3 separate regions of the Homo sapiens genome follow, and all the other regions are linked to region 2. A link is an interaction called in ENCODE POLR2A ChIA-PET data of the cell type or tissue named here. Cell type or tissue: MCF 10A. All regions are shown on one strand. Each heading gives the region's core, and the rest is flanking DNA. Links, peaks and the distances in the headings are about the cores only. Region 1 overlaps NEDD4 (NEDD4 E3 ubiquitin protein ligase). Region 2 has its middle 6.7 kb from the start of NEDD4. Region 3 overlaps NEDD4 (NEDD4 E3 ubiquitin protein ligase).

The links. ChIA-PET counts read pairs that join two places held together with the same protein. Peaks named below come from ENCODE experiments on the same cell type or tissue, not always from the same donor. Only the 100,000 strongest peaks of a DNase experiment are listed, where the experiment ranks them.
Region 1: POLR2A ChIA-PET joins it to region 2 with 65 read pairs; 6 of 35 experiments call an interaction of 5 or more read pairs at or near these places.
Region 3: POLR2A ChIA-PET joins it to region 2 with 22 read pairs; 6 of 35 experiments call an interaction of 5 or more read pairs at or near these places.

The regions. Positions count from the first base shown.
Region 1 is chr15:55,914,854-55,925,770 of GRCh38, reverse strand. NEDD4 (NEDD4 E3 ubiquitin protein ligase) reads left to right here. Exons shown (of 29, transcript NM_006154.4): 5 at 1,072-1,125. Among named protein-coding and RNA genes, the nearest start is that of NEDD4, 73 kb to the left of the region's middle. In MCF 10A, for the core only: a CTCF peak has its summit at 7,759 (motif pointing right); DNase peaks (open chromatin) are centred at 7,710, 8,570 and 9,700.
Region 2 is chr15:55,994,834-56,005,750 of GRCh38, reverse strand. It overlaps the pseudogene CNOT6LP1. Among named protein-coding and RNA genes, the nearest start is that of NEDD4, 6.7 kb to the right of the region's middle. In MCF 10A, for the core only: no CTCF peak of the experiment used is centred there; DNase peaks (open chromatin) are centred at 4,110, 5,900 and 7,100.
Region 3 is chr15:55,900,779-55,911,695 of GRCh38, reverse strand. The region is part of intron 5 of NEDD4 (NEDD4 E3 ubiquitin protein ligase); the gene reads left to right. Among named protein-coding and RNA genes, the nearest start is that of NEDD4, 87 kb to the left of the region's middle. In MCF 10A, for the core only: no CTCF peak of the experiment used is centred there; DNase peaks (open chromatin) are centred at 2,175, 2,435 and 3,725.

The sequences.
Region 1 (10,917 bases), core at 5,507-10,506, 82 kb after region 2:
GTAAAACTAGGATTATGTTCTCAGAGGGAAAAGTAGACACTGAGTTAGGTATCTAGATATCTTTGTCACAAGCATAGGACTTTTTTCTATCAATAGTTTTGACATGTACACCAATGTTTTAAGATATCACAGTGTTCAATATAATATATATAGTAGGCGATTTTTATTTTGATATCGAAACATTCCCACAAGAATGAAAGCATTGGCTTTGAAAAACAAAATATTGCTTGTAATTTTTATTCATGTGCTACAAAGCTTAAACCTTAAGTGAAAACGCAGTGTATACTTTTGACTGCTATGTACTTTATATAGTAAAAGCAACATGTAATTTTATTAAGTCAATAATAAAAGGATTCACAACACTAGTTTCTGAAAAATGTCCACTTTGGGTGGCTCTAAACTGATTAATAAAAAGCAAGTAAATAAAACTGATCATAAGGTGTCAAAATCTAATCTGTATTTATAAGCGTTTGCAAACATTTAAGTAATCTTTTGAAATTTTCTTTTACTTCCTTTCGTTCTGTTAGAAAAATCTGAAAAATAAACAACCAGATTCACTTTGTTGTTGTTGTGAAACTACTAGAAAATGAGTGACACATGACTAGTCTGCTCTTATTTCATGTAATTTTAAAATGCATTCCAAATAATCGGAATTAGAAAATGGCAACTTCTTTTTGTTTGTTTGTTTTGTTTTGTTTTTCTTGAGATGGAGTCTCTCTATGTCGCCCAGGCTGGAGTGCAATGGCACAGTCTTGGCTCACTGCAGTCACCACCTCCCAGGTTGAAGCGATTTTCCTGCCTCAGCATCCCAAGTAGCTGGGACTACAGGCACATGCCACCATACCTGGCTCATTTTTGTATTTTTAGTAGAGACGAGGTTTCACCATGTTGGCCAGGCTCGTCTCGAACTCCTGACATCAGGCGATCCACCCACCTCGGCCTCCCAAAGTGCTGGGATTACAGGCATGAGCCACCATGCCCGACCAAATGGCAGCATCTTTAAGCATTTATTTCTGAGTATCTGTGGGTTGATGTTTACTTGTTTTTAAATAAAGATTGTGTTTTTCTTAGGTTCATCCTCAGCAGCACCGGCTTCTTTTTGAAGTGTTTGACGAAAACCGATTGGTAAGTTATATTGTGCTTATATGAAATATGAAGTAAGGGTACATTTCAGTGGAGCAGCCAGGGGAAGTGGGTAAGCAGTCTGGGATTTGAGTGATGGCTTGGGGGTGGTTATGGAGACTCTGGGCAAAATGGTGAGGGAGATAGAATTTGTTTTCTTCCTCCTGGTCCTACTCGCTCCCTTTCCATTCTCCTCCCAAGCACCTCTTCTGATTGCCAACATATTATAAGGTCTTACTCAAGACCTCTTGTGACAGGAGAGGACAGAAAACCAACCTCTTTGTCCTGCCTTCCCTCTCACTCGCCCATGACCCCTGGTTCCTACTCCATGGCTCTGGGAATCTTCCCAGGGTATCCTTCAGTTGCGCCTCCTCACTACAGTGGCCTTTCTTAGGGTTACCTGTATCCAATGGACATCCTATCCACTCTCTCATCCCCACTCTTCTACAGAGGAAATCTGTCCTTTTTACACTGATAAGGAATGAGCAAATAAAGTCTTCTCAAAGATGGCCAGCTCTTACAGAAGCAAAAAGCAAAGTTAAACCTGATGTTCTTTTTATAAAATGATTGTTCTGATTTCTGAATTCCTAAAGACTCTCTTAAAGTCCTATCCTTTTCCTAATTTTGTCTCTGAGGATCCAATCTCAAACCCTCATCTTAGCATCTTACATCTATATTTTAAACCTGTAAGATTTGAACAGGTAAGTATAGAAACAGTGTTATGTGTGCAAAGCTTATCAGTTACAAGCACCAGAAAAATTAAACAGTTTTGTTCATTTTTTAGCTAACAGAGAAACTAGCTTTTTTTTTAAAAAAAAGTCTGTTTTTAGTGTTAAACTACATTCATGTTTTTTTTGCCCTCAAGAAATGGTAATTATACTGGCAACTAAAGATATTGCCAATGAAATCTTTAATAAACATCATACTAAGCAAAAGTACATTATTGCTGCCAAAGAAGACTATCACTGACTTGCTATATATATATATATTTTTTTTTTTTTTTGAGATGGAGTCTCGCTTTGTCGCCAGGTGGGAGCACAGTGGCTCAGTCTCAACTCACTGCAACCTCCGCCTCCAGGGTTCATGCAGTTCCCCTGCCTTAGCCTCCCTAGTAGCTGGGACCACAGGCGCTCACCACCACACCTGGCTAATTTTTGTGAATTTTAGTAGAGATGGGGTTTCACCATGTTGGCCAGGATGGTCCTGATCTCCTGATCTCGTGATCCGCCTGCCTCTGACTCCCAAAGTGCTGGGATTACAGGCATGAGCTGCCATGCCCAGCCTGGCCATCTAATTTTTAAGGCTAAGTGACAGATGTTGCTGATTTGATTATCAGATATGGTTAGTTACAGAGCTATTTGTTTTCTGTCTGTGTTTTTGCTTGTTTAAAAGAATATAAAATGTTTTCCTTTTTTTCCCCTCTGAATCTATAGACCTGTTTTCCTTTATTTATTATTATTATTTTTTGACAGAATCTCACTCTGTTGCCTAGGCTGGAGTGCAGTGGCGCAGTCTCAGCTCACTGCAACCTCTGCCTCCCAGGTTCAAGCTATTCTCCTGCCTCAGCCTTCCAAGTAGCTGGGATTACAGGCACCCGCCTCCTTGCCCAGCTTATTTTTGTATTTTTAGTAGAGACGGGGTTTCACCATGTTGGCCAGGCTGGTCCCTTCTAGATGGAAACAAATTAAACTTTGTATTGGTGGAGTTTTTGTGTGTGTTTTGTTTTTAACTCATGAAATATACATACAAAAAAGCCCACATAATATAAATATTTTAAATAATAAGACAAATATGTATACACGTTACTCAGCTTAAGAACTAGAACATTACCAAAATCTTTGAAACCCTCCCTAGATCCCTCCTTAGTAGCATCTTCTTTTCTTCCTCCACAAGTACTAGCCACTGTCCTCAATTTTGTTTTTATCATTCTTTGCTTTTTAAAATACTTTTATCACATGTATATATATCCCCAAAAAACACATTGTTGGCCGGGCATGGTTGCTTATGCCTGTAATCCCAGCACTTTGGGAGGCCGAGTTAGGTGGATCACCTGAGGTCAGGAGTTCAAGACCAGGCTGGCCAACGTGGTGAAACTCTGTCTGTAATAAAAATACAAAAATTAGTTAGGCGTGATGGTGGGCACCTGTAGTCCCAGCTACTTGGGAGGCTGAGTTGGGAGACTTGCCCGAACCCAGGAGGTGGAGGTTGCAGTGAGCCAAGATAACACCATTGCACTTCAGCCTAGGTGACAAGAGCGAAACTCTGTCTCCAAAAAAGCAAAAACCCACATTGTTTATTTTGCATATTTTTTAATTTGTAAAAATAGTATATCTCTATAGACATTCCTCTGATATGCTTTTTTGCTTAACATTATATTTGTGAGATCTGTGATTACACATTTCAATGATGCATAATTTTCTATATTCTGAAAAATCATAATGCTATAATTTATGTATTTAACCTCCTTAATAGATATTAGTGTTATTTCCAGTATTTTGCTCTTACAAATTGATAAACATTTTTATGTCTCCCTATGTACGTGTCTGAGTCTATCTCTAAGAGATATGTTTTAGAGTTGAATTGCTAGATCATGGTATTACTGTTATTTTTCCTGTTGCCACTGATACCGATGTGAATTTTGCCTGATCATTGAGTGTATTATTGGTGAACTATTTTATTTGCGTTATTTGCATGTTGTCCACAAGGAGGGACAGCTCACATTTGTGCTTTCCACCATGCTTAATTGTCTGGTCCATTTTGCCAGTAACTTTAGTATTTGCGTGACTCTTTCTTAATGGCCAGAATGGCTGTTTGTCAAACACTAATCAGTGAATTAACATTCCTTAAGCATTTACTGTGTATATAATACTATAAAGTGTGTCATGATAGGTTGGAAGAAAAAAGTATTGCCTTTGATATTAACAGTTGGATATTTATAGATGGATAAATATGACAAAATTTTTAAAACTTTTAACCATATGAAAAAACAAATAACACATTAATCAAAATATTGTAACACCTGTAATCCCAGCACTTTGGGAGGCTGAGGCGGGTGGATCAGGAGGTGTTCCTGAGGTTAGGTGAACACCTGATGTCAGGAGTTCGACACCAGCCTGGCCAGCATGGTGAAACTGCGTCTCTACTAAAAATACAAAATTTAGCCAGGCCTGATGGTGCGCACCTGTAGTCCCGGCTACTCTGGAGACTGAGGCATGAGAATTGCTTGAGCCCAGGAGGTGGAGGTTGCAGTGAGCTGAGATCACACCATTGCATTCCAGCCTAGGCAACAGAGTGAGACTCCGTCTCGGCGAAAAAAAAAAAAAGTTATTATAGATCCCCACACTAAGGACTAAGAAATTCTATTATAATCCTGCCTTTCTTTTGGGGTATTAGCTTGTAACCCTAAACAAATTATTCAATCCTTCTAAAAATACCTTCTCACATTTAAAAAATGAGGACAACAATATTTGCCCTGCCTATCTCATAAGCATATTGTGAGGATAAAATGAGACAATGACGATGAAAATACTTGGAAAATTCTTTATCATGATACAAATATAAAATGTCATTTAACATTCGTAGACTTAACGCGTTTGTAGCTCTCTGATATGGTATATCTTGTGTTAGCTAAGATATACCATTTAGTATATCTACTGTGTTAGATGCTCTTCTATGAGTGGGAAATACAGCTTTTCTTGAGAAACTCGGTTTACCAGCAAAACAAAGAGCCAAAGATAATTAGAACATGGTGGTGTGTGTCATTCTAGTCCTCTTGATTTGTTGCTAGTCTTAGCAGGTAAGGGAGGTATAGAGATGACCTGAGATGTTATAGAACCTATAGCCATTGGTGGAGTAACAGACCTGATTGTATAGCAACAAATGACCTGTGTCATTATAAATGTCATTCCGTCTTTATTCTGCTGAGGCACTCACAACTAAATTTAAAATGTACCATTTTCCTAGCAAATTCTCTTGGAAAATGGAGGGTGAAGAACACAAGTATAATATTAAGCAGAAACAACTTTAGTCATCTGGAAAACGTTTGTAATGTAAGTGATATTTGCTTTCAATAAAGAGTAGGCTTATATCACTTTTTTCCAGCCAATTTTAAGACTTGAGTGTTATAAAATATTGTCGTTTCATTATGGTGATGGTGGTGGTAGTGGTGGCAATAATGACAGAACATTTCAGAATGATGTGTCTTAAAAAAACTCTACCCACCAATGCAAAAGTTAGCACTGTGTCACCAGTCTAAGATATACACCTGTACACATTCAGCCACCGGTTTTAGGAGCCACCTATATTCTGGGTGGAGACCCTGTGCTTCTCACGTTTAGCAGTTGTATTAGTGAAGGTTCTCCAGAGAAACAGAAACAATAGATTGTGTATATATTTTATGTATTATTTATTTTTCATATATTTTATATATGAAATTATGTATAATATATGAATATATATATTTCCACACAATATATATATAGTGAAGACTTCAATCTGAAATCTGCAGGGCAGGCCAGGAAGCTGAGAACTTAGGCAGGGATTCTACATTGTAGTCTTGAGGCAGAATTGCTGCTTCTTACACAACCTGTGTTTGCTTTCAAAGCCCTCAGCTGATTGGATGAGACCCACACACATTGTGGAGGGTAATGTGCTCTACTCAGAGTCTACTGATTTAAATGCTAATCATGTCTAAATGTCTTCATAGCAATGTCTATACTGATGTTTGACCAAACAAGTGGGTACCATAACCTATCGAAGTTGATACATACAATTAACCACCGCAGCTGACTTTGGCCTTCAAAGTTCAGTCAATGATTAAGATTACCCAGAGCCTATCCATACCATGTAGATAATCACATTATTTTCCATGTAGATGATCAGTAACCAACAGCTCTGAATGTGAGGTTCTTAGCTTCAATCCTAAGACGTTATCTGTTTCATTCCGGAATATGAAATTCTATGTAGGACTTGCATGGATTCTTTCCAGATGAGGGCTGCCATGTCCCTCCAGTTCTTCTACACTTAAGGTTAGGATTAACACTCCTGTTTTGGTATTTGCTGGACTGAGAGACTACATTTTATAGCAAGTTCCCCGATTTCCCATGTAACTGCTATAATAGCAGTATAGATCCTATGCAATTTCAGACCTCAGCCAGCAATGCAAATTGTTCAGCCTCCCTAGAATTTAAACTCAGACTAGAGTGCTAGGAAGTGCATGTGATTCTCTTACCTTACATTTCCTTGGCTGAAACCCTCTCTGTAAATTTTTCAAACGTCATTCTTTCTTGTCCACCTGCAGTGCTTTTTGATATTTCTTTAAAAGTGGCGGCTGGATCAACTTCAACAACAACAAGAAAAATCCTGAAAGAAAGCATTAGGCATTCAGAGTGACTGTGATGACACCATCCATCTCTCCATCCAGACTTCTATCTGGTGTCTTCTGGTACTTACTTTGAGCCCAGGATGAGCTCAGGAGCATCAGAAGAAATGTGTAGTTATGGCCCATGCTCTCTGGAAAGTTAAAATCTAGTTAGGGGACATGGAACTGATGCTTATAGTGAAGCTTACCAAAGAGAAGACATTTATCTGACCAAATACTTGGAGTTCATTATTTTATATGTTAATAATGAGAGGAGCTTTTCTTATTTCCTGGAAGTTTTAGGCCACAGACATGAACAATTAGATCTCATTGATTAGCCTATTAGAAGGGATTCATTCTTTGAGTTATTAGACCCCACACTTAATCCCAGAAAGAACGCTGAAGTCATTTGAAGGCAGAGTAAAACAGGACTCCTCCTTATTTAAAAGAAAAAGATGTTAAGAGAATATTGACTGAAGTCTGTAAAATCATAAAGGAGGTGGTTTATACAAAAGCAAAAATAACATAATAATTGTATTACTAAGTTTTCAACTATTGTACGCATTCAAAAACAGGGCTGTTTCATTCTAGTCAAATGAAATGCAATGAATTCCCATAATTCTGTTTTGTGTCTTAATTGATTAAAAATCTGTTTAGAAAATTCTGATCAAAAACAGATCTATCTTAAGCAGTTTTTTTTTTTTAACAAAGTATGAGTATATGTTTTACATATTTGCTTTTACTTAGGAAAAAAAACTTACTTAGCAAAATACAACTTGGGTGTAGTAGCATGTGGTATAAACAACGGAACTATTTTACCTTTTACTTTCCTATGAATGAGCCAGTATATATTTATTACTGGAGTTCCAGCTATAAAATTTAGGTGAGGGGTTTAAATATACCCTAGAGTATTATTTAAAAATAAATTTGTTTCTTTCAAATAGAATACCAACCTTGGTCTATGGCATTTGAGAGAGAAATTAAAATATTAAATTTTGATTGCCTAGTAAACTGAAAATAAAGGTTAAATAAATACAAAGCAGAAAAAATATATATACAAAATCACAACCTCTAAAAGGACAAACAGTCCACTGTTCTCTACTGTGGGAGCTTTATCAGCACTGGTGAGTAATTCCACCTCTAGGGTAGGGCTAGCTCTCAAAAATGTAAACAAGTATGTACTTCGTTTATATAAAGAAATGTGCAGCTTGGTTTGTATTTCTTTATAGATATCAAACAGCTAAATGGATTGTTTCAAAGTACCAGCAGGGGCCAGCAAAGAGCTCTTAGAGTTTTTCAGAACAGAATTGGCATTGAGACATGTTTATTTGATGTGCTAAATCCTTTTTAGACTTCTTTACTTACCACAACACTCTCTTAAGTGAATGAATTGCAGAGACAGTGGAATAAAATATCCTGTGTGTTCAAACTATCTTGGGGTATAGTTTTTTTTTTCTAATCTGCATATATTTTTATTGGAATGTTTGCTTAGGCTATTTCTTGGCAGTTTTAATAGTCAAAATATAAATGGCATCATTTAAAGACTGTTCTACTTGGCTGGAAAAGGCCTTAAAATTACAGGAGAAAATGCTTAGTGACAGCTTCTCTTAAACTTTTTTTCTTGAACCTATGCTTCAGTTTTGCAATGGTATTACTAGGTTAATTTTGTAGTTCTGTCCTTAAGCTTTCACTTTTTATGTAACTAGCACTTTGGAAGCTAAAATATGTATCTATTTGATGTAGTGCTAAAGTTTTAATTCATTGTAAAGTTTTGGTATTTCCAAATTTACCTAACTGTTTGAATTCACACATTAAAAAAAAAAAATTAACAGTCCCTATATTAACTAACTTGACTAGATTCCTAGTATGGCTACTATTTGGAAATTCAATCTTTGATTTGATGCTTAATTACATGGGGTTTTGTTCCTACCAACTTCCTGTAATTCTATACCTATGGGTAAAAATATTAGTGGGCAAAGTCGGCTGGAGAAAGTATAGGCACTGTGATTCACATAGTTAAATGTTCATTTAGTAGAGCTGGGGTGAAAAAATACTGTTTCAACTTGAAATGTTAGAAGATTGTTGTTCTTGTGTTACTCATTCATGCAAATTGGAGAAGGTATAATTGAAACAAGGTTGGCTGTGTTTGAGTCAGTGTGCTGCAGCTGAGCTCAGCTTAAAGGTCGCTGGAAATCAAGTGCTTTGTAAGTGAAGGCATTTTGACTACAAGCGATTCAAGACATTTTGGAAACGTCAGTCTCTGGAATGGGTCGTCTTTTTCTTTCTATGATATCTGGTATCTAATGTTTTACTTAGGATAAAGACTACTACTTAATAGCTCTTTTAGGCACCACAAATGATTTTTTCTTTTGATGCAGTGCAGCTGCTTCTAGCCTGTCTACGGACAGAGATCTTTGTTATGACTTTCAGCCCTTAACATGTTTGGAAATGAGAACAAATGGCACAAAGCTTACGATTGCACTTTGCAGCCAGAAGAAGCAATACTTACCCTTTGTCAGAAACCTCCGGAGATGACTTGGATAGCCATGTTCACATGTGCTTCAAAAGACCAACACGGATTTCAACGTCTAACGTTGTTCAAATGAAGCTGACTCCCAGACAGACTGCACTAGCTCCGTTAATAAAGGAAAACGTTCAGTCTCAAGAAAGATCATCTGTTCCCTCATCTGAAAATGTTAATAAAAAGAGCAGCTGTCTACAGATTTCACTACAGCCAACAAGGTACAGTGGATATCTTCAGTCTAGCAATGTCTTAGCTGATAGTGATGATGCTTCGTTTACTTGTATCTTGAAGGATGGTATTTACAGTAGTGCTGTGGTCGATAATGAATTGAATGCTGTGAATGATGGTCACCTTGTAAGCAGTCCAGCCATTTGTAGTGGTAGCCTTAGTAACTTTTCAACCAGTGATAATGGGTCTTACAGCAGCAACGGTAGTGATTTTGGGTCATGTGCAAGTATCACAAGTGGAGGTTCATATACTAACAGTGTCATCAGTGACAGTAGTAGTTATACTTTTCCACCAAGTGATGATACTTTTTTGGGTGGAAACTTACCTTCTGACAGCACCTCCAATAGAAGTGTGCCAAACAGGAATACTACTCCTTGTGAAATTTTTTCAAGAAGTACAAGTACAGATCCTTTTGTCCAGGATGACTTGGAACATGGATTAGAGATTATGAAATTGCCAGTGAGCAGGAACACAAAAATTCCACTAAAACGTTACTCCTCCTTAGTCATTTTTCCTAGGAGTCCTTCAACTACCCGACCGACTTCTCCAACAAGTCTGTGTACTCTTCTGAGCAAAGGATCCTATCAAACTTCACACCAGTTTATTATTTCTCCTAGTGAAATTGCACATAATGAGGATGGCACTAGTGCTAAAGGATTTCTTTCAACAGCTGTCAATGGACTTCGGTTATCTAAAACAATTTGTACCCCCGGAGAAGTAAGAGACATACGGCCGCTTCACAGGAAGGGCTCGTTACAGAAGAAAATTGTTCTTTCGAATAATACTCCCAGACAGACTGTCTGTGAAAAGTCATCTGAAGGATATTCTTGTGTTTCAGTGCATTTCACCCAACGAAAAGCAGCTACATTAGACTGTGAAACAACAAATGGTGATTGTAAACCAGAAATGTCAGAAATTAAGCTTAATTCTGATTCAGAGTATATTAAGCTCATGCATAGGACATCTGCATGTTTGCCATCCTCCCAAAATGTAGATTGTCAAATAAATATCAATGGAGAATTGGAAAGACCACATTCACAGATGAACAAAAACCATGGTATTTTACGAAGAAGTATTTCATTGGGAGGAGCTTATCCAAATATTTCCTGTCTATCCAGCCTTAAGCACAATTGTTCTAAAGGGGGACCATCTCAGTTACTCATAAAGTTTGCATCTGGAAATGAAGGTAAAGTGGATAATTTATCAAGAGACAGCAACAGAGATTGCACAAATGAACTGTCTAATTCTTGCAAGGTAAGTTTCCTTTGGTCTTGGTAAATGTTAATTTATATGAGAATAACTTAATGAAATATTTGGAGAACATTTATTGTAACCAAGCAGTTTTACATATTTTCCTGGTCCTTAGCTAGCAGTATTTTGTAGTCATAAATTTTATATTTGTAAATCTGAAGAACTCTATGTATAGTTTTTTACTCTATTTGTTATTTTACCAGTGTACAAAATGTATATTTTTAAAAATCTTCCTAAGTGATTTAAGCTATAAAACTTTTCTACAACATAAAAAACTTTCTACAACAAAACAAACTTTGAATAACAGTCTATTTCATAACATTTTATCTTGGCATATTTTTCCTTTAAATGATATAGTATTCTTTTGTGTAGCTCAATACTTTATTCCTATTTTCAAATGATCATTTTGTTTTCTCCTCTTCTTAATCATTAT
Region 2 (10,917 bases), core at 3,236-8,235:
TGCCTCTTGTCAATGGTGTTCACTTGCCTAATCGGAGGTGGTGGAGTACTGCCCCGCCAAGACGGGGATCTGTTGCTATGGACCTGTACAGTTGTAAATCAAAGTATGTAGGAGTGAAGTATGGCCATCCTTAAGCTGCTTCTTCACGTTTCTTTCTTTATGTGTTTGCTGTAAGACTTTGTACATTTTTGTGCATATTGGTATCATTTGGCAGTAGGGCTGGAACCAAAGTATTACTCTCTTTCCAAAATTTTAATTTAACATGTTTTTAAATTGGACCTTCTTTATATTGTATTAACAGCCAGCATTCAAAATTGATAAATTACCAATTTGAGGCCCAACAACAGTGTATTTGTTTTTCCAAAACAAATACTTTCTTTTGAATGGTTTCAGTGAGCCAACCATTTTATAAAAGGCAATTTTTAAAAACTATAAATACAGTATTTTAAACTGAATGATGATATGCCTTCCAGGGAAAACCTTGAATTTTTCCTTTATAACTGACTTTTGGATTCCCAAGTCATTTGCACATTAACAGAGTACTTAAATTTACTTGTTCAGTACATAAACTATGATATAGCCTCTATACATGGAAAGAAAATTTGAAAAGTTAAAGATGGTTGCACAGTATGCTTTCATAATCAAGCATGTAACACCACATGACAATTTGTTGGCCAAATGCTGGTTTGGAGTTTTTTTGAGGAATCACTTTGGTTTTTTTGTCCTCTCTATATAACCTTATTGGAAGTATTAATTCTAAGCCTGTCTCTCAAGTTTATTTATAGAGAAAGAGTAAGTAATCTGTATTGCCACATACCTTGAAAATAGAATGCGGTACGTTTAGGATGCCCACAGAATGAATTTTTCCTTATTCCAATTCAACCTTCTGTCTGGTTGTGCCAGGAAAACAGATGTTATATGACCTATATCATTTTTGCCATTATAGTCAAATGTTAAAAGAAGAAAAAAATCTGCTGAATAAAAAGGCCTTGATCAGAGTTTCAGATGGGGAAAATCATACAGATATTTTATGTGTTTCCAACACAGATTATGTGGCTGTTGGTTTTTTGAGATGACAGTGCAAAGGATTTGGGAGAGAGAACAAATTTGGGGCAGTAGTTGAAAACGTTGGGTCATTTTCCTGACTCTAGCTGCCAAATGGCCATCATATGCTTTTAATCTTTGTTTCAGTTGTCTGTCAGGGTTTAATTAAGAAGCTACTGGTTTATTCCCAATTGTTGATGCCTTTAGGTATGTTGGAATCTTTTTTTTGCCTAGGAGGAGCCAGTTGAAAATCTGTGACTCAAGAGGCAGTGAACAGAATACTGTTTTCTGGGGAAAAATTTGTTGGCTACTTGATGTTAATTATGGCACAGTAACAGGAAAAGGTTGTGTCTGTGTTTTTAAGTTTTTCTTTATTCTGCTTTTTTGCTGCTATAAGAGTTTTCTGAAATTTATATTTTAAACTTTTCATGCACTTTACTGTTTCTAGTCTCAAAATGTGATATTTTTAATAAACAAGAAATTTTCCATTATGTGAATGAAATTTTAAAAGACAATAGCCTATATTTGTGTCTCACTAATATATAAAGTACAGGTTAAATTTAAATTATTTAATTAGTTTTAAATATACACAATTTGTCTCCTCTTTCAAACCTGACATCTTAAACTGTTTTATTAGTCTTAAATGATGCATTTACTTTAGTCATTTTATGCTAATTTCTTCCATAGTAAATTAATCAGGCTATATAAGGTAATATTTCCCCAGAGGGTAATTTTAGTTGGAGGAGGGTGGTGGGATGATGTCATATCATACATGGGATTGCATCAGAAGGGTTCTGTAAAGCCTGAACTCCCTTTTAAAAGTGCCTAGTGATAGAGGCGTTGTTTGTCATCTATTATAATTGGAATGTCATTGTAGTTCAGTGAATTTTGATGTAAATAAAATATCTTTTAAAAATGTTAAAGTACCAGAATAAACAAACAAAAAGAAACAACCCTTAAGATGACAGATTTTCCTCAACATGCAGGTTTCCCTTCTTATATACCTCAAGTATCCAACATCTAGCCATGCAAATTGATTACCTGAAGCATAGTACTAGAAAGTAGAATAGCATGAAAAACTTAATTTTGTGGACATTACCTTTTTTTGTAATCAGCTACTGTATGTTTTATTTTAGATCTTTTGTTTTGGGTGGGTTTTCTGCTCTGGAGGTATATGCATTAACAAAACATTTTCCTCCTTCATATATGCATGTTAATTAGCAATGTAAGCAATATTTCCTACCATACTTCACTCCCAATATTTTTGGAGATGTTTGTATAAAATGGAATTTAAAGTTCACTTATGATTGTATATGAACCACAGAGAAGCCCATTTATTAATAACAAACTTTTTTAATAGTTAAATGTGGAAGGAAAAAATAAAAATGGGAAACATTGTAAAAAAATAAAAAAATTAAAAAAAATGAAGAGGCCGGGCGCGGTGGCTCACGCCTGTAATCCCAGCACTTTGGGAGGCCGAGGCGGGCGGATCACGAGGTCAGGAGATCGAGACCATCCCGGCTAAAACGGTGAAACCCCGTCTCTACTAAAAATACAAAAAATTAGCCGGGCGTAGTGGCGGGCGCCTGTAGTCCCAGCTACTTGGGAGGCTGAGGCAGGAGAATGGCGTGAACCCGGGAGGCGGAGCTTGCAGTGAGCCGAGATCCCGCCACTGCACTCCAGCCTGGGCGACAGAGCAAGACTCCGTCTCAAAAAAAAAAAAAAAAAAATGAAGAATGTTTAAAATTGCTAACTTATAAGGACAGTTCTCTTCTAAAGAGGGTGCATTCTGTTATAAGAAAGTCCCTTTTGTTCTGCTGAATACCTTGATAGGTTTAGGTATGCAAAATGAGCCTAGAGCTAAATTTGGGATTGAAGAGTTGAATTGTTCTGCAGTTTAAGGAAAGAAGATATTGGAGTTCCTGGTATATTCAGTGAGGGAATGGAGGGTGGAGAAAAGAAAGGAAAAGGATGACAGGAAGCTAGGGATTATGTGGGGAGAAATGGGCAGAAAAAAAATAAACAACAAAGAAACCCTGGTTGTACACCCCTTTAAGAATAAGGGTGTTGGCTGGGCGCGGTAGCTCACGCCTGTAATCCCAGCACTTTGGGAGGCTGAGGAGGTGGATCACAAGGTCAAGAGATCGAGACCATTCTGGCCAACATGGTGAAACCCCATTTCTACTAAAAATACAAAAAATTAGCTGGATGTGGTGGCACACGCCTGTAGTCCCAGCTGTTGCCCAGGCTGGAAGGCAACGGCGTGATCTTGACTCACTGCAACCTCCACCTCCTGGGTTCAAGCGATTCTCCTGCCTCACCCTCCCGAGTAGCTGGGATTACAGGCATGTGCCGCCATGCCCAGCTAATTTTGTATTTTTAGTAGAGATGGGGTTTCACCACGTTGGACAGGGTGGTCTCGAACTCCTGATCTCAAGTGATTCACCCACCTTGGCTTCCCAAAGTGCTGGGATTACAGGCGTGAGCACTGTGCCCAGTGACAGATAGTGTTTTAAACTCAAAAATATCTGCCTCAAACTTTGTGCTGCTATAACAGAATATCTGTTGGGTAATTTTAAATGGACAGAGATTTGAACTCCTGGGCTCAAGTTATCCACCTCAGCCTCCCAAGTAGCTAAGACTATAGGCACGCACCACCATGCCTGGCTAATTAATTTTATTAATTTTTTTTTTTTTTTACAGACAGGGTTTTGCTATATTGTCCAAGCTGGTCTCAAACTCCTGGCCTCAAGCAGTCCTCCTGCTTCAACCTCCCAAAGTGCTGGGATTACAGGCATGAGTCACTACGCCCAGCTGATAATTACCTCTTAAAGATCCCACCTCTCAACACTGTTGCACTGGGGTTTAAATTTCCAACACATAAACTTTGGGAGACATATTCAAACCATAGCAGAAGTTACTTTAGTTTTGGCCTCAGAAATGAGTCAGAAGAAAAAGGAAGAATTCACATGCTACAAATTTATAGTAAAAGTTGCTTACAAAGTATTTATCTGCTCTTCAGTTTCTTCAACCAAAAGCTAAACAAGTTTGTACAGGTAGACAAGACCTTTAGCTTAATTTATAAACGGCTTCCTGCAAAGCCCTCAAGCCATTTTATCACTCATCATCTCTTAAAAACAAAACTGGAATGTTAATCTATTTTTGGTAGAAAAAGTTGGAGACCATTTTATCAAATGGCTTAGACATATGAAGCTGTATGTAACTTAAAACTACTTATTTGCCGCAGAAATATTACATATAAAGAAAGAAGACAAAACTACACACACACATTACATTACCTATAGAATAATATTGAGCACTTCTAATTGCTTGCCAACTTCTCTTCTTGATCTTATAAGGAGATAATCTTATTTTCATTCACACATTTGAGTCATTTTAAATAATAGTGTAGAAACACCAGACCTTTAGTAGGAATCCTTATTTATAATGCTTTTACTCTACATGTTAAAATAGAATGGAAGAAATATCTTAAATGTTTAACTAAAAATCACTTTTATAGGCAGATTCTCTTATTCAGAATTAAGAATAGCTAGTGTATACTCAGGAGGTTGAGGCAGGAAAATCATTTGAATCTTGGAGGTAGAGGTTGCAGTGAGCTGAGATCGCACCACTGCACTCCAGCCTGGGTGACAGAGTAAGACTGACTCTCAAAAAAAAAAAAAATAGCTAGGGTAAAAGAACCCACAAATAATGTCTTTTCTTCTCCTAGGAACCATATAAAGCATTTTGCATTTCAAATTATTATCTTTCTTTTTTTAATAATTCAGGCAAATATAATCAGAGAAATTCTAAATGCTACTCATTTTAGCTGAAAGCTCAAGTTATTGTAGAAAGGCAACACTTTTGTAATATTGATATTTTAACCTCTTTTTCATTTTACCACTCAAAAATTGCTAATAATTGAAATGGAATGTTCTTTGTAAGTTTATTTTATATTTGGGAGCTAAAATAAACAACAGCATTTGCTTAAAGGTTTTGAACTATGGCATATTAATGGTACAGATATGGTTTATCTATTGCAGAATTGAGTCATATGCAATAAGAAACAGCATAAAATCCATAAATAAGATTTTATGAGGGAAAAAATCAGTGTTACATATACATTTTTCCCCGTTTCTGGCAAATATAATCTTTCATTCATATAACTGTTGACTGGCTTCTATGTGTCCAATGGGAAGATAAATACAGTTCCTATATTCAAAGAACTCCCAGACTAATTCAGGGAGAGCTGCAAGACAATTTAGGTACTGCTGCATAGGAATCCTAGTTCCTACTATGGGGTAGAAGGGATGCTTCTTCCAGGAGACACAGCAAGGGTCCCACTGTACTGGAAGCTATGACCACCACTTGGTCATTTTTGAGCTTCTCATGTTAGTGGACCAATAGACAAACATAGTAATTACCGTATTGGCAGGGAGGTATAGGAGCTATGGTTGAGTTACACAAGAAAGACAAGAAAGCGTATGTTTGGAACTCAGGGGATCCACCGCATATTTTAGTACTTGCATGTCCAATGACAATTCTAAATGGGCAATTACTAGAACCATGACCCAATAAGTTAAACACAACTGACAAATCATACCTCTTGGGGAGGAAAATCTGAGTCCCCACCAGGCAATAACCTAAATTTGCTGAAGTACTGGCCAAGAATGGGAAAATTGAGAGTGGGTGGTATAGGAGAGAGATAATGCATATCATTTATGACCCTGAGACCAGTTACACAGTAGATGCTGCAGCTTATCCTAGAAACCCTTGTCTATCAAGTCTTTTGGAGAGGTAAATACTGGACACACCTCAAAGACCCTACGGCAGAATGGACTAAGTGTGGGGCAGATCTGCACATGTATTAGATTCCTCTTGCACTCTGACTCATACCCTCTCAACTAACCTTTACTCCAGTCCTTGCTGCAGCAACCAAAGATGTAGAGATGTAACCAGACAGCAACTCATTTTAGTTGTTTAATGTATATTTCACTTTCTGCCCCTGTGCCTCACTGCCACTGCTGTTGGACATACCTGTAGGAGCCAATTCAGCCATTCTATACACAAGGAAATCTGCAAATATTAACATCCTATGAAATAACCCCTGTCCAATAGGGAATGGAAACTAACGAATAAATACTCCCTTCTTGGTAGAACAATTCTGAGGTACATTCTATATGACTCCTGAAGGGTCCTTAGTGATATCGAGCCCAAATCAGGTTAATCATGTAAAGGAAACTAAAAAATTTACAAAATCACTGCATGGGTCTTATGCCATTCCTTGTTTTACTCTTTTCAGTCCCTCACTCATGTTTCCTAGGCTCAGTCGCGTTCCGATAAATGTTTAATAACTGCCTCTCCAGGAAAATAAAATGATCTTGGTTTGTAGTGTTTGCCTATTTCTGTGATATAAATACACCATAATTTCAAGCTACCAACATGACATCACCAAATCTGCAGTTGGATAGAGGTGTACACAATTGTACCTTGGATGCCAGTATGAGTTGAGTCCAGCACACTACTGCTTGGGAGTGTGTCTCAAAAAAAATTACTGCATGCAAACATTTGTCTCAGAAGATATAGGGTGAAACAAAAAAAGACAAAAAGCTACCAGTCTGAGCCAATTACCAGACAATGATGGGTGTACCGACATTAGCCATGGATACCAATAAGAAGAGAAAAAAAATCTTAGGTAGAAGAGGAAAGAATTTCAATTGTATAACAAACTGGTGATAGGAAGAAGTTGTAGGAATGGGCAGGGGGTATGAATTTTAGAATACTCAGAAGTCTCTAGCCTTTGCAACTAGATAGACAATAATGCTATTTCCAGAGACACAGAATACAGGATTATAATGAGTTCATTTTGGGATCTATTTAGTTTGAGACTTTTTTCATGATACCAAGAAAGAGACAGTTAGTGGGAAATACAGGTCTGAAGCTTAGGTAAGAGATAAGGGTGTGGAAGCTATAGCAAGGTATTGTGAAATTTTATTGTTGATAACTACTTATATTCCTGGAATATCCTGCCGCCCTTCCTCTGGCTCCAGTCAGACAGCAGTGAGGTTTTCTGATTACTGCCCTCAGGCTAGAACTGTTACTACAGAAATGAAAAGAGAAAGATAAGTCAATGCTCAGCTTATAAGTTTTAAAATAGAGCTTTGAAACTCCTGGTAGAAAAAAATATGTTGACACTGGGTATGATGGCACATGCCTGTAATCCCAGCACTTTAGGAGGCCAAGGCAGGCAGATCACTTGAGGCCAGGTGTTCAAAACCAGCCTAGCCAACATGGTGAAACGCTATCTCTACTAAAAATAGAAAAATTAGCCAGGCATGGTGGCACATACCAGTAATCCCAGCTACTCAGGAGACTGAGGCAAGAGAATCACCTGAACCCAGGAGGCAGAGGTTACAGTGAGCCAAGATAGCACCACTGCACTCCAAACCTGGGATTATAGGCGTAAGCCACCGTGCCCAGCCATAACAAATCTCTTTATATATCTGCATCCTATTGGTTCTGTTTCTCTAGGGAACCATAATACAGGGTCTTTAATCTGTCAGTCTGGAACAGTTCCTCCAACTTTCTTGACTTCTATGTCCTTGACACTTTTGAAGATTACAGGGCAGATATTTTGTAGTACGTTCCTTAAATTGGATTTGTTTTCTCATGATTAGATCCAAGTTATGGAGGAAAAGCAATGGGTTGCAAGATTTTGGTTTATCAAATGTTCACTTTGATCATTTGATTAAGGTGGTATATTTCAGCCTTTTAATCTATGTAACTAAGTACTTTCTGGAAATATATGTTGAACCCTGTAAAAATCTCATTTTTCATTGAACTTTGAATGTACTCATTTATTATAATTTATATCTGTAATGAACACATGGTACCAGAATTATTCATTGGATTATAATCTGTTGCTATCATAATTTATTTTAGTGCTCAAGTTAGGCCATCTTTGGCCAGTGGGAGCTTTTTTCAGGTTGGTTCCTGTGTCCTTTTATTCTGTCTCCATCATTACTTTCATTATTTTCTGGGATAACAAGATGTTTCAGGCTCAACTTTTATTTGCCTTGTCCTAGTCCTGGAATCAGCCATTTTTCCAAGGAGCCCTGGTTTCTTTTAGTAAAAAGTTAAAATATGGATGCAAGATATGCTCATTGCTTTTGGGGTGTCATTGTTCCCAGGCCCTCTTAGAATACAAATGTAGAAAATATTTGTGTGTGTGTGTGTGTGTGTGTGTGTGTGTGTGTGTATGCAGCAGAGGTTTACATCTACATTTATTTATATACTATATATATATGTTAAAAACTTTTGAGTTCATATCAACACCACCAATTTCATTATAACAACACAAGACTCATTCAAGTTTTCTCTTTCCATTCTTGTAACTTCTTCAACAGTGACTAATGTGGTTCTCATTATCATTCATATATTCACTTATTGGATCACTTGTCTCTACAAGTAACTAATTTCCCATTTCTGCCATCACCAGTCCACCAAGCAAACCCTTCCTTGAACACACCTGGGTCCCACTGCCTTGCACCTGGCCGTCTTTCTCACTACCTCCCACCCCTTGTGGGGTGAGGAGGGCATTTTAAAAGATGACCATGATACCTGAACTCTCTTCTTTACTCCTTCCTCTGCCTTGTAACCTGGAACATAGACGTAATGATTGAAGCTTGAGCCACTCTCTGGACTATGAGGATAAGGGTCACACCTACAAACATCAGAGCAGTGAGCTGTGAAGTGCCTGAATTTCTGACCCTTTGGCAGAGCAAACTAGCCATATTAACCCTGCCCTGCCCACTGTCTAGACTTTTACATGACAGCCATATAACATGAATCTTTAAATCTTATTAGTTTAGGTAACAGCCAAATGTAATTCTACTTGATAAAGATGTCCACAGCTAGAGGCCAGCGGGAACACAGATACATCTACTAATTCCAGGAGGGAGTGATGAGAACCTTTATCACCAAGATGAGGGAGCACAACAGCCTGTTAGAAGTCAGAATCCAGCTTAGCAAAAAGAGGGTCAGGCAAGACCAATGAATTGATTGGGACTATGTATTCTACTACTGGAGGCAGAAACTTAGTTCATTTCAGAAAATCAAATAAACATTTCTTGCACTACTGAGCTCTGGATCTGAGATGGGCTCTATGAAGAAAGTAGCTGAAACTATGGTAATGGCAATGGCAATGGATGAGGTCCAGGGAGTTTCCAGTGGAAGAAAAAATGAACCTTAAAAATCTCAAACATTAACTATTAGAAAGGAAGCAGCCAGGGGATATTAAGAGTAAGAGAGAATTAAAGGAGAACTTCTGAACAAGACTTTTTTATATCCCTTAGGGAATTAATTACCAACATTAAAGTGCATTTCGTATCATTACCTTTCATATTGTTACATTCCACATCCAATTTTGATCCCAGGGGGTGATATTTTAAAAACTAGAAACAATTTCTGCATCACAGTGAAATCTATAGGCAGAGTTAAAGAGGTTTACGTATACAGACTACTAGAAAGTCTAGACCAGGTTTACTGGTTTTCATTCATTTCTTGCTTCTTAATCAGTTTGGAGGCTCATGTAAAGGCAGATTTGAAGGGAGAAAAGACTCAAGAACAAGAGATAGAAGGGGTGATGCTATTGGAGGTTGCTAGAATTGCCTGGATTTTGGCTTGGGATGATCCCTAGCACAGGTATGAGGCACAGAATCAATTGTTATGCACCATGTCACATTCTTCACACGTGCCTCACATGGTTATACACACACTCAAACCAAATCAACATGAACCTAATTGAAGGCAGCCTAGGTAGACAAAACGCCTTCATGAGAGTTCTGCGCAGTTGAGTGATATGTAGAGGAGTTCTTCATTCTAAACAGCTTTCTCAGTGGTGGTTGGTTATTGGACCACCAGCTGATATCACCATCCCGATTTGAGCTTCCTTTAATTTCAGGTGCCCCTCCTAGCTGTTGACCGGGATACAATAATTACTCTAGTTCATCTTGTATTGGTAGCTGTTTAATTCTTCATGATTTCATATTCGGAAAGACAGAATAAGAAATCATGAGTCAAATCAGTGGTCTTTAGAAGTATCATCACTAATACCTATTGGATACATCAAATGGCCAATTTGCTTTACTTTATAATCCCTTGGGGATTTACTGATTTTTTTTTTTTTAATTACCAGTTTTAGGCTGTGTATACTTCTCATATATTCATTAAATTTTAGTAGCAGTAACGGAAGCTGTTTTTACACGTTTGTAATTGTGCCCTGAAATGACACTGAATTAACTTAAATTCAAATGACTTAACTAACTTAAAATTAAACATAAAAATGTGTATCATGAGAGATGAGGGAAATATTCGCAAAATAGAAGGGCACACAATATTTTCAGATTATTTTATTCTTAACCCACAAATCCCACAGATATGTGACAACTTAAAAAACAAATTAATGCTCTCATGGCTTTTTCGATTTAGGTAAGCCAACAATTCCTGACCATTCTGTAATTTTGTAGTCATGTTTGATTAAGTGCCATCTCTTTCCCCCTAATACGGATAAAATCTGAATTGTGTATTAACAGAATTTTGATACATATTATATGAATGAAATGGATCCTACCAATCATAAAGTACGACAATTGAGGTGGAGTCTTGTTCTGTCGCCCAGGCTGGAGTGCAACGGCGCAATCTTGGCTCACTGTAACCTCCTCCTCCCAAGCTCAAGCGATTCCCTTGCCTCAGCCACCCAAGCAGCTGGGACTCCAGGCGCCCGCCACCACGCCCAGCTAATTTTTGTGTTTTTAGTAGAGACAGGGTTTTACTATGTTGGCCAGGTTGGGCTCGAACTCCTGACCTAAGGTG
Region 3 (10,917 bases), core at 647-5,646, 91 kb after region 2:
TAGCCGGGCATGGTGGCGCGCGCCTGTAGTCCCAGCTACACGGGAGGCTGAGGCAGGAGAATGGCGTGGACCCGGGAGGCAGAGCTTGCAGTGAGTCGAGATCGCGCCACTGCACTCCAGCCTGGGCCACAGAGCGAAACCCCGTCTCAAAAAAAAAAAAATTTTTTTTCAGTCTAATATGTGATGTGCTAAATAGAGGTGTGTATGAAAAAGTAGAAAGATGTGACATTATTTATCTGGAGAGAGGACCTGGTTGGTAGAGGAAGGTTTCCCAGAGGAGGTGACATTTGAACCGAGTCTTGATAGGTAAACTGGAGTTCATCAGGCAGAGAAATCAAAGAGATTCTAGGGCAGGGATTCCCCATCTCAGCATTATTATATTGGGCTGGACACTTTTGTAGTGGGGGCTATCCTGTGCACTGTAGGATATTTAACAGCATCCCTGGCCTCCACCCACTAAATGCTAGTAACACCCCTTTCTCCCAGTGTGACAATCAAAAAGTGTCCCCAGACATTGCCAGATGTCCCCTAGGGGCAAAATTGTCCCCTGTTGAGAGTCACTGCTGTAGGTGGCAGCAGCAGCATATGCAAGGCTAGAAATGTGAAAGAATCTCCACTGTAAATAGTCCAGTGGGGCTCAAGCATAGGGTAGCCTGGGGATGTGGGAGGCGGTGATCTGCCAGAAGTGGGTCAGAGTCCGATTAGGCCTGGTGCTTCATGCTGAAGACAAAGAAGGGGGTCTTCGGCTGATAGTTAAGTAGTTGGGCAATGGAGGTCTTTATTTGAGAGTGTGAAGTGCTCTCTTTAAGGTTTTTAGAAGACAATTTTTCATGGTTTCATGGATTATAAATGAATTAAAGTTTTCCTAACTTGGATGACTGGGTTAACAGTGATGTTATGAACTAAGATGGAGAATTCAGGAGAGGGGCCAGATTGGGAGGGTGAAGAAGAAATCATGTATGAAGTTTATGTGTATCAGAGGCTGCCCTGATAGTGCTGTTTTCAAGTAGGGCAGTTGGACATACAGGACCAAGGCTCAGGAGAGAAGTGAGAGTTGGAAATGTAGATTGGGAGTCAGGAGTATAGTCAAAGCCTCAGATAAGGATGAACACGTTAGGGAAGGTATACAGTGAGATGGGAAGGGAAGATAAATTATAATTTTGGGGACCACCAACTTTGGTGAGGCGGTAGAAGAGGGGATAAAGAAGAGACTAAGGAGGAACCACACAGAGGCCAAGAGAGCATGGAGGCATGGAGAGCATGGAGGCGTGGAGGCATAGAGGCATGGGTGAAAGGTGAGGGAAGGAGGAAAGCAGACAGTACCACAGAGAACATAAGTATCCACTGGATGTGTCAGTTAGGAGGTCCATTAGCAAGAGTAGGCTCAGGAGAATGCGGGGTTAAAAGCCAGATTGAAGAAAGAATCAAACAGGTAAGGAAGCAGAAACAGCCAGCATAGGTTGCTTGCTCGATGTCATAAAATAAGCATGAGATAGCATAGGCAAGGTATATATGTAGTTATTGTTATACAGAAGGCATATGTGAAGTGGATATAAGATGTATAAGACAAACTCCCTCTCTACAGGGAGAGTACAGTCTCTTTTTCCTGGAGAAAAAAATAAAGGTTACAGTCTTACGTTCTTTCACCTTGGAACTATAGAATAAGCAAGTATGATGAGTGAAAAGGAAATTCAGCAATATCAAATGAAGGAAACAGAAAATTATAAGTGAAAACTTGAAATCGCTTATGAATATTCACACCTCATTTTGGACAGCATTAGTCTAACTTTCTCAGTCCCCTCTCTACCACCAAAAATAAGACGAGACAAAATAGAGCTTCCATGTAGAAAACAAGTCAAGGTTTTAAGGCCTATTCCCAGAAACTACTTGGATAATAGGCAATTCTGTCTATGTTGCCGGCTTCTTACAGGCTATGGAGCCTACCATGTGCTAGCTGTTGTGAGGCCTCACCCGTTTGTGTCCACTCTCCCTTTACATCACAGGTGACAGGGAAACAAGACAGACCAGGAGAAGCCAGGACAAGAGGCTTTGTAGGCTGAAGGGGCTTGGCAGAGTCTCTGGGTGAGGCCAGGCGATGTGTTGAGGTCAGGAAGGTGGTTAGCAGAAGGAGCAAATGAATGCTGAGAAAGGGAACCAGTTGTCTTGTCAGCATACCCTGGAAATAATCCAAAGTATTGCTCACACGTCTGGTTCAGTATCCTCTGTTCCTTGTGTAAAATTGGGAGACCATGGTCAGATGAAGACAGATACTTAGAGATACAGTAATTTCAAAACAAGAGATGAGCAGATCTGTCCCAGTTCAATGAGATGTTTTGGGAAGGACTCAACATGGGAGCAACTGTTGAAAAGCAATTTTACCCACACTAAGATTGAAGCGAACTGTTGGGATAGAACAAGAGCAGCAGACCTGAGGGCTTAGACGAGCAACCAGCTAGTGTGTATGTGCACCTTGTAGCTCGATTCATGGGTGAGTCACAACAAAGAACACCTTGAACAAGTAAGTAAATTCATGGCATTTCTAGTTAGGCCCGAGGATGTCTGTTGGTGAAGAAAGAGCGTAGGCCTTCTCTTGACTTAGAGGTATTATAAAACCATAACACTAGGAAACATTTTGATTACCTTAGTAGAAAAATACATTACCCAAGCAAGATATTGATGATATAGTAGACAATGTCTTTAAATTCAGTTATAACTAAACTTAGTTAAGTATAGTTATACCTGAAGTTAAGTACAGATATACCTAAAATAATATTATCCAGGATTGCTTCCTTTTATTTACTTTTTATCTCAATTGTTTTTTTATGATGAGGTCTCATTATGTTACACAAGCTGGATTTGAACTCCTGGGCTAAAGCAATCCTCTTGCCTCAGCTTCCTGTGTAGCTGGGACTACAGGTGCACTGCTGTGTCCGACTCACAGGCTACCCTCTAATGCTTTATTAAGGAATTAGAGAATGGCTTATTAAGATGTCAGCTGGGCCAGTGATTTTTAAATTCTCATGTGCATGTAAATAACATGGCGATCTTATTAAAATGCAGATTCTGGTTCTGGTTCAGTAGGTCTCAGAATGGGGGCCTGAGATTTCTGTATTTATAACAGATCGTACCAATGCTGGTAATTCCCCAGACACACTTTGAGAAGTAAGTCTTAAGGCCATTCTTTGATGAGAACAGTAATACAGTTCAAAGTCGAAGTATCCATTGAGTCCCTGCAATGCCATTATTGTGGCCATTATCACGAGTAATTCATTAAAAACATATCAATAATACTTCAGATACTAAGTGTACATGCAGCAGAAAAAAAAGTTAAAGATGGAGATATGGCAATAGGTAGGCAAATGTAAATTCACTAGAATTGATTAGAGAAGTATTCTGGAGAATGGATTAAGCAAATCTTTTCTGGGCTCAGATTTGCTAGAATACAGTTCCCTACTATAGAGAACAATGACTAGCTCAAAATAGACACTTAATAGATATTTATTAAATTAATGAATAAAGCCAGGGACCCTTTGGAATGAGGTAGAGATGACTGCAGAATCCTGATAGGTGAGGATGACTACACACAGCCTTGCAGAAACAGATAACCAAACTAGGATATTTGAGTGATGACTGTGATGATGAGTGGGAGCTACGTGATGCTTCATCCTTTGCGTGGAAGAGTGGCACTCTTAAATGAATACCTTGTCCCTGGGGTGAATGCCAATGGAATATTATGATCGTGACTCAAGGATTAGTTTCCACAGTGGAGTCTGATTCATAGCCTACATATTCCACTAACTGGTACCGTATAACTGGGTGTCTGGATAGAGGCTCAGATCAAGTTTCCTGAAAAGAAGATTGAATGGACAAAGATCTTTAAGGGTATTCAGACAAAAGCCATTTGACTAGCTTTCTTTCAGTTTATCGTTGTTTTATAAAATGACTTCCCTCTAGACTTTATTGTAAGAGCTGGGATTCTCAGACTAGTTCCTGGAGTTTTAAGTAACTGTTTCAGCTAAGAATGACCTTTACTTTTGTAACAAGGCTGAAAGACTGAACCCTCTTAAACAGTCACAGAGCTTACTGGAAACTCAAGTCGTCTTCAAAGCAAATGAGTTTAACAAGTATTTATCAGAAATAGAATATGTGCCTGCCATAAGTGGCAAATATTCTTCCTGGATGTGAAGAGGTTATAATTGAAATGAGACAATGGCATAATCCATAGAAAACAACCAGAGAACAATATAGTATAATATATAATAATGTTTATATACCTACTTCATGCAGGTAAACACCTAAACATTGAGATATGTGATTGCCCATATGATTTAATTACTTTTATCAAGGTAAAACATGTGCCCATTTTAAAAGTCAGATATTATTTCTTTGAAGATTTTCTGTCTTTTTCTCCATGTTTTCTCTTCCTAGAATTCCTGTTAGCCAAAGTTTGCACTTCCTGGATTGACCTTAAAATTTTCTTTTCTCTCCTGTTTTCTGTTTCTTTGCCTCCTTAATCTACTTCTTGGAAGATTTCTTCCAAGTTTCCCCCTTTCTTTAATTTTAAAATTTTGTTTATTTTTTATTTTTATTTTTTTTTATTTTTGAGACAGTCTGGCTCTGTCGCCCAGGCTGGAGTGCAGTGCCGTGATCTTGGCTCACTGCAACCTCTGCCTCCCAGGTTGAAGCAATTCTGGTGCCTTGGCCTCCCGAGCAGCTGGGATTACAGGTACGTGCCACCTGTCTGGCTAATTTTTTTATTTTTAGTAGAGATGGGGTTTCACCATGTTGGCCAGGCTGGTCTTGAACCTCTGACCTCAAGTGATCCACCTGCCTCAGCCTCCCAAAGCATTGGGATTATGGGCGTGAGCCACTGCGCCCAGCCTAAAATTTTATTTTTTATTTATTTATTTTTTAATTATACTTCAAGTTCTAGAGTACATGTGCACAATGTGCAGATTTGTTACATATGTATACATGTGCCATGTTGGTGTGCTGCACCCATTAACTCGTCATTTACATTAAGTATATCACCTAATGCTATCCCTCCCCCAGCCCCCCACCCCACAACAGGCCCCGGTGTGTGATGTTCCCCTTCTTGTGTCCAAGTGTTCTCATTGTTCAGTTCCCACCTATGAGTGAGAACATGGGGTGTTTGGTTTTTTGTCCCTGCGATAGTTTGCTGAGAATGATGGTTTCCAGCTTCATCCATGTCCCTACAGAGGACATGAACTCATCATTTTTTATGGCTGCATAGTATTCCATGGTGTATATGTGCCACACTTTCTTAATCCAGTCTATCATTGATGGACATTTGGGTTGGTTCCAAGTCTTTGCTATTGTGAATAGTGCTGCAATAAACATACGTGTCCATGTGTCTTTATAGCAGCATGATTTATAATCCTTTGGGTATATACCCAGTAATGGGATGGCTGGGTCAAATGGTATTTCTAGTTCTAGATCCGTGAGGAATCGCCACACTGTCTTCCACAATGGTTGAACTAGTTTAGAGTCCCACCAACAGTGTAAAAGTGTTCCTATTTCTCCACATCCTCTCCAGCACCTGTTGTTTCCTGACTTTTTAATGATCGCCATTCTAACTGGTGTGAGATGGTATCTCATTGTGGTTTTGATTTGCATTTCTCTGATGGCCAGTGATGATGAGCATTTTTTCATGTGTCTGTTGGCTGCATAAATGTCTTCTTTTGAGAAGTGTCTGTTCATATCCTTCGCCCACTTGTTGATGGCATGGGCAAGGACTTCATGTCTAAAACACCAAAAGCAATGGCAACAAAAGCCAAAATTGACAAATGGGATCTAATTAAACTAAAGAGCTTCTGCACAGCAAAAGAAGCTACCATCAGAGTGAACAGGCAACCTACAGAATGGGAGAAAATTTTTGCAATCTACTTATCTGACAAAGAGCTAATATCCAGAATCTACAAAGAACTCAAACAAATTTACAAGAAAAAAACAACCCCATCAACAAGTGGGCGAAGGATATAAAATTTTATTTTTAAAGTTCTTTCTTGTTTCTGATGATTTCCTAGTCCTAACGTCCTACTTGTTTTTATGAATACAATCTCTTATTTCTCTGAGAATATTTTACTTCGGGTTTGGTCTATTTTCTTTCTTAAGTTTTGTTTCAGGTCCTATGTTGTCTCTGGTTCCCTTTGGTCCCTTTGCTGTTGTTATTGTTATTTCTCTTTAATACTGGACATTTCCCTCCAGATATCTGTTGTTGATATTTGAGAGTAAGTCGCTATGAAGTTGCCTGGAGGTTCTGTAATTATGTTGGGCTTTTCAACTGGTGGGTTTCACTGTTGGGAAACCCCCCAATTGTTAGTGTCTTCTCTCTGAGGTCAATTTGTTTCTCCAGAGAAGAAACTTCTAATGATTGCCAGTTATGTTTTACAGCCATGGTTAGTGACAAATCAGGAGTGAAGGTGATTCCTTTATATAAGTTCTGCAACTGAGTGAATTCCAGGTAAAATATGTCTTAAAAGTGATATTTACTTACAGAATTCTTAACATGCTGATGATAATTTAATTCATTTGCAGTAAATGAAATGCCTGATTTTCTTTTCTTTTCTTTTTTTTTTTTTTGAGACGGAATTTCGCTCTTGTTGCCCAGGCTGGAGTACAATGGCACGATCTCGGCTCACTGCAGCCTCTGCCTCCTGGGTTCAAGCAATTCTCCTTCCTCAGCCTCCTGAGTAGCTGGGATTACAGGCATGTGCCACCGTACCCGGCTAATTTTGTATTTTTAGTAGAGACGGGGTTTCTCCATGTTGGTCAGGCTAGTCTCAAACTCCCAACCTCAGGTGATCCACCCACCTCGGCCTCCCAAAGTGCTGGGATTACATGCCTGGCCAAAATGCCTCATTTTCATACCTCTGGTCTGACATACCTTGTGTATATTCTAGAAGCATATACACTCCTAGAAAGACTGAAGTAAACACTCTCAAGTAGAAAATGTGGTTTCCTTAACGTATTTCTCAACTTTTTGCATTCTTGGTAATACATTGAAGTGCAAATATGCATACCTGTCACTCAGAAGAAGAGAATCAACCTGTTTAAAATGTGTATGGAAATACGCCGGGTGTGGTGGCTCACACCTGTAATCCCAGCACTTTGGGAGCCTGAAGTGGGCAGATCACTTGAGGTCAGGACTTTGAGACAGGCTTGGCCAGCATGGTAAAACCTCGTCTCTACTGAAAACAGAAAAATTAGCCAGGCGTGTTGGTGCACGCCTGTAATCCCAGCTACTCAGGAGGCTATGACAGGAGAATGTCTTTAACCTGGGAGGCGGAGGTTGCAGTGAGCCGAGATCGAGCCACTGCACTCCAGTCTGGGTGACAGAGTGAGACTCTGTCTCAAAAAAATGAAATAAAATAAAAGGTGTATGGAAATAGAACAAGGAGGAAGAGACCCTAACAGCCTTCTAGTAGAGTTTAATATTGGATGTTCACTGTCACTAGGACTTGAAGCCTCAACTATGATTTTTAACTTGGAGAAAACCTTGATATATTCTTTTCTTTTGAGATGCAGTCTTGCTCTTGTCCCTGGAGTGCAGTTGTGCAATCTCGGCTCTCTGTGACCTCCGCCTCCAGAGTTCAAACGATTCTCCTGCCCCAGCCTCCGAAGTAGCTGGGATTACTGGTGCCCGCCACCACATCTGACTAATTTTTTTGTGTTTTTAGTAGAGATGGGGTTTCACCGTGTTGGCCAGGCTGGTCTCAAACTCCTGACCTCAGGTGATCCTCCCACCTCGCCCTCACAAAGTGCTGGGATTCACAGGCATGAGCCACCGTGCCCAGCCAATGTGTGTATATATATATATATATATATATGTGTGTTTTTTTTTTTTTTTTGAGATGGAGTCTCACTCTGTCACCCAGGCTGGAGTGCAGTGGCACGATCTCGGCTCATTGCAACCTCCGCCTCCCGGGTTCACGCCATTCTCCTGCCTCAGCCTCCCGAGTAGCTGGGACTACAGGCACCTGCCACCACGCCCAGCTAATTTTTTGTATTTTTAGTAGAGCTGAGGTTTCACCGTGTTTAGCTAGGATGGTCTCGATCTCCTGACCTCGTGATCCACCCACCTCGGCCTCCCAAAGTGCTGGGATTACAGGCGTGAGCCACCTTGCCCGGCCCCAGTATATTCTTTTTTAAACCCTTAGCCTTATATTTGTAAAAGTTTAAAACAGCATACTTCATGTGCCACATTTTAGGAAACTGTCTGAGATAGTGATTATATCTCCATATTAGAAATAAGTAGAAAGGCCCAGAAATTTTTAAATGACTTGCTGAAAATCACAAATCTAGCAAATGTCATACTTCAACCAAAACGCAACTCCATTATGTATTTTAAAGCACCTTTCTACTACCACTAGCCAAAAGGACTCTCATCGGGCACTGGGAGAATCCTACAGGATAAAGCTGCTTGGAAAAGATTACTTTGGTAAAAATAGCATCAGAAAGAAAAAAAAGAGTTGTCTAAAGGAAAAATTCCATTTGGGCTGACTACAATCTAATGAATAATGTTTACACTCTGAAGAATGTATAGTCCAGATCAAGTGTTTTCTTATGGCCATTGTTGAGTGAAAAAAAAGTTTAGGGATTATTATTAAACATTACCAGAGAACCAGTTTCTCTCGCAAATATTTCTTTTTATTTATTTATTTATTTTTTATTTGAGATGGAGTCTCGCTCTGTCACCCAGGCTGGAATGCAATAGCACGATCTCGGTTCACTGCAACCTCCACTTCCTGGGTTCAAGTGATTCTGCTGCCTCAGCCTCCTGACTAGCGGCGATTACAGGCACCTGCCACCATGCTGACCTAATTTCTCTCAAATATTTCCTTCCTTGTCTTCCAACTTGTGATTTATAATTACTTTGTTTTTTTCTGATTACTTTTATTGATTAACACATACTTTGTTTTCTGCCTCCTATAACATTGTTTATGAATTTCATCCTTAAGTTCTTTTTATTTAATAAATGTTATAAACTACCTATATTATTATAAGCTAGTTTTTTCCCAAATATTTTAAAACTTTTCGTTAGGGAAAATTTCAAACATACACAAAAGTAGAAAGAATATTGCAGTGAACCCCTATGTATGCCTCATCCCGTTCTAAAATATATCAACATTTTGTTGATTATATCATCCATCTCCTCCTCGCTTCTCCTTTTTTCTAGAATCTTTTTTAAAAAATACATATTGTACCCATAAACACGTTGAAATGCATCTGTGATGGTTAGGAGCCTTTTACATATATAAAGCCACCATGCAGTCGTGACAAAATTAATGGTAAAAGCAACATTAATTCTAAACTGTTTTGGCTAGATAAATCTCTAAGTCACTATGTCATTTTAGTATTGACAAAATTCAAGATGGATACATCTCTTTTGACTTGCATCTGTCTAATTCATCTATTTTCTGATATTCACATCTCTTTGGGATGGAGCATGTCAGTTATTTACCATAGGATTTTCTCTTTCTTTAATCAGATAACTTTTGATAATGCATGGGTTACCAATATAATTGAGGCCTTCCTTTGGAACCTAAAACCAAGAGATTAGAGTTCAGATTTGGAATTTATCATCTAACCACATCTTATCTAAGCCTTAATTGCCGCACTGTATTTAGGGTTCAAACATCTGGGATAGCTACCTTACTCATTCCTAGGCAGAGGTGAAAATGTACTCTATGTTGAAGTAACTCTATTAGTTCCTATTATAGCTTTTCCAAATCCTGGTTTTTATATTTATATAATATAAAATTTATGAAACATTGCAACAGTGTTTCAAGTACTGGAAATTTTATATGTTTGGCAAATACTTGATGCTCAATAAAGAGTAGCTCTCATTATCTACCTTATATTGTTGTGAGAGTGTCTGAAGGCACTGTAAACTGTAAAGTGCCATGATATGTAACATGTAATAATTGTTTTTTATATGTACAAATGGAATCATATATGTAATTATGAATCCACATGAACAGTTAAGTAATGGGAAATGCATGAAAAGAACACATTAAAAAGTCAAGTAAAAATACACAGACCACGAATCTGGGGAAGCACTTCTTCATAAGAAACCAAAGCAAAGATCAAAGTCTGTTTTCAAAGGAATACAGGATTTCTAAAGCCTATTAACAATTAAGCCACAATTCTTTTTACTTATACTCACGAATTTTGATTGGATGTATTCTTAGGGACAGTGTCAACACTGGATGTACTGAAGGAGAACAAAAATAAGAATTATACAGCAAATTAACAGGAGTAAATAATTAGCCAGAAAGTCCTATATGTGGGCCACAAGCCCCACATTGAATATCCAATAATTGGTAGTTCTAAAACGAACTCTTGTTTCTTTGATCCCCCATTGAAAATTTTGACTTATGGAGACGATTTCATAAATGTAAAACATAAAATTGTAGACTTTTTTCTCTTCAGTTTTTAAACTAAAGAATTCACAGAGCTCTCAATAGTTAAGATATCACAAAGGATAAATGCTTGAGGGGATAGGTACTCCATCATCCATGATGTGATTATTATGCATTTCATAGCGTATCAAAACATCTCATGTACCCCATAAATGCATACACCTACCATGTACCCACAAAAATTAAAAATTAAAAAAAGTTAGATACCAGTTTTCGCTAATAGCATTCTTTTTATTTAAATGAGTTTATTATATGTGAAAACATTAAAATAAACATCTTATTTTGTAAAAACCACTATTATAACTTGGTTTTTATCTTACTCTTGATCTTTAGGAATCAGTTCATCTTCTAGCTGTCATCAATGTTTTTGCCTCATATTTTAAACAAAATATTATTAATACATTTGCAATGGGAAATATATCCTAGTGTGCCAATTTATCTTCATATTAAAATGTTTAGTTGGCAGTTGTTG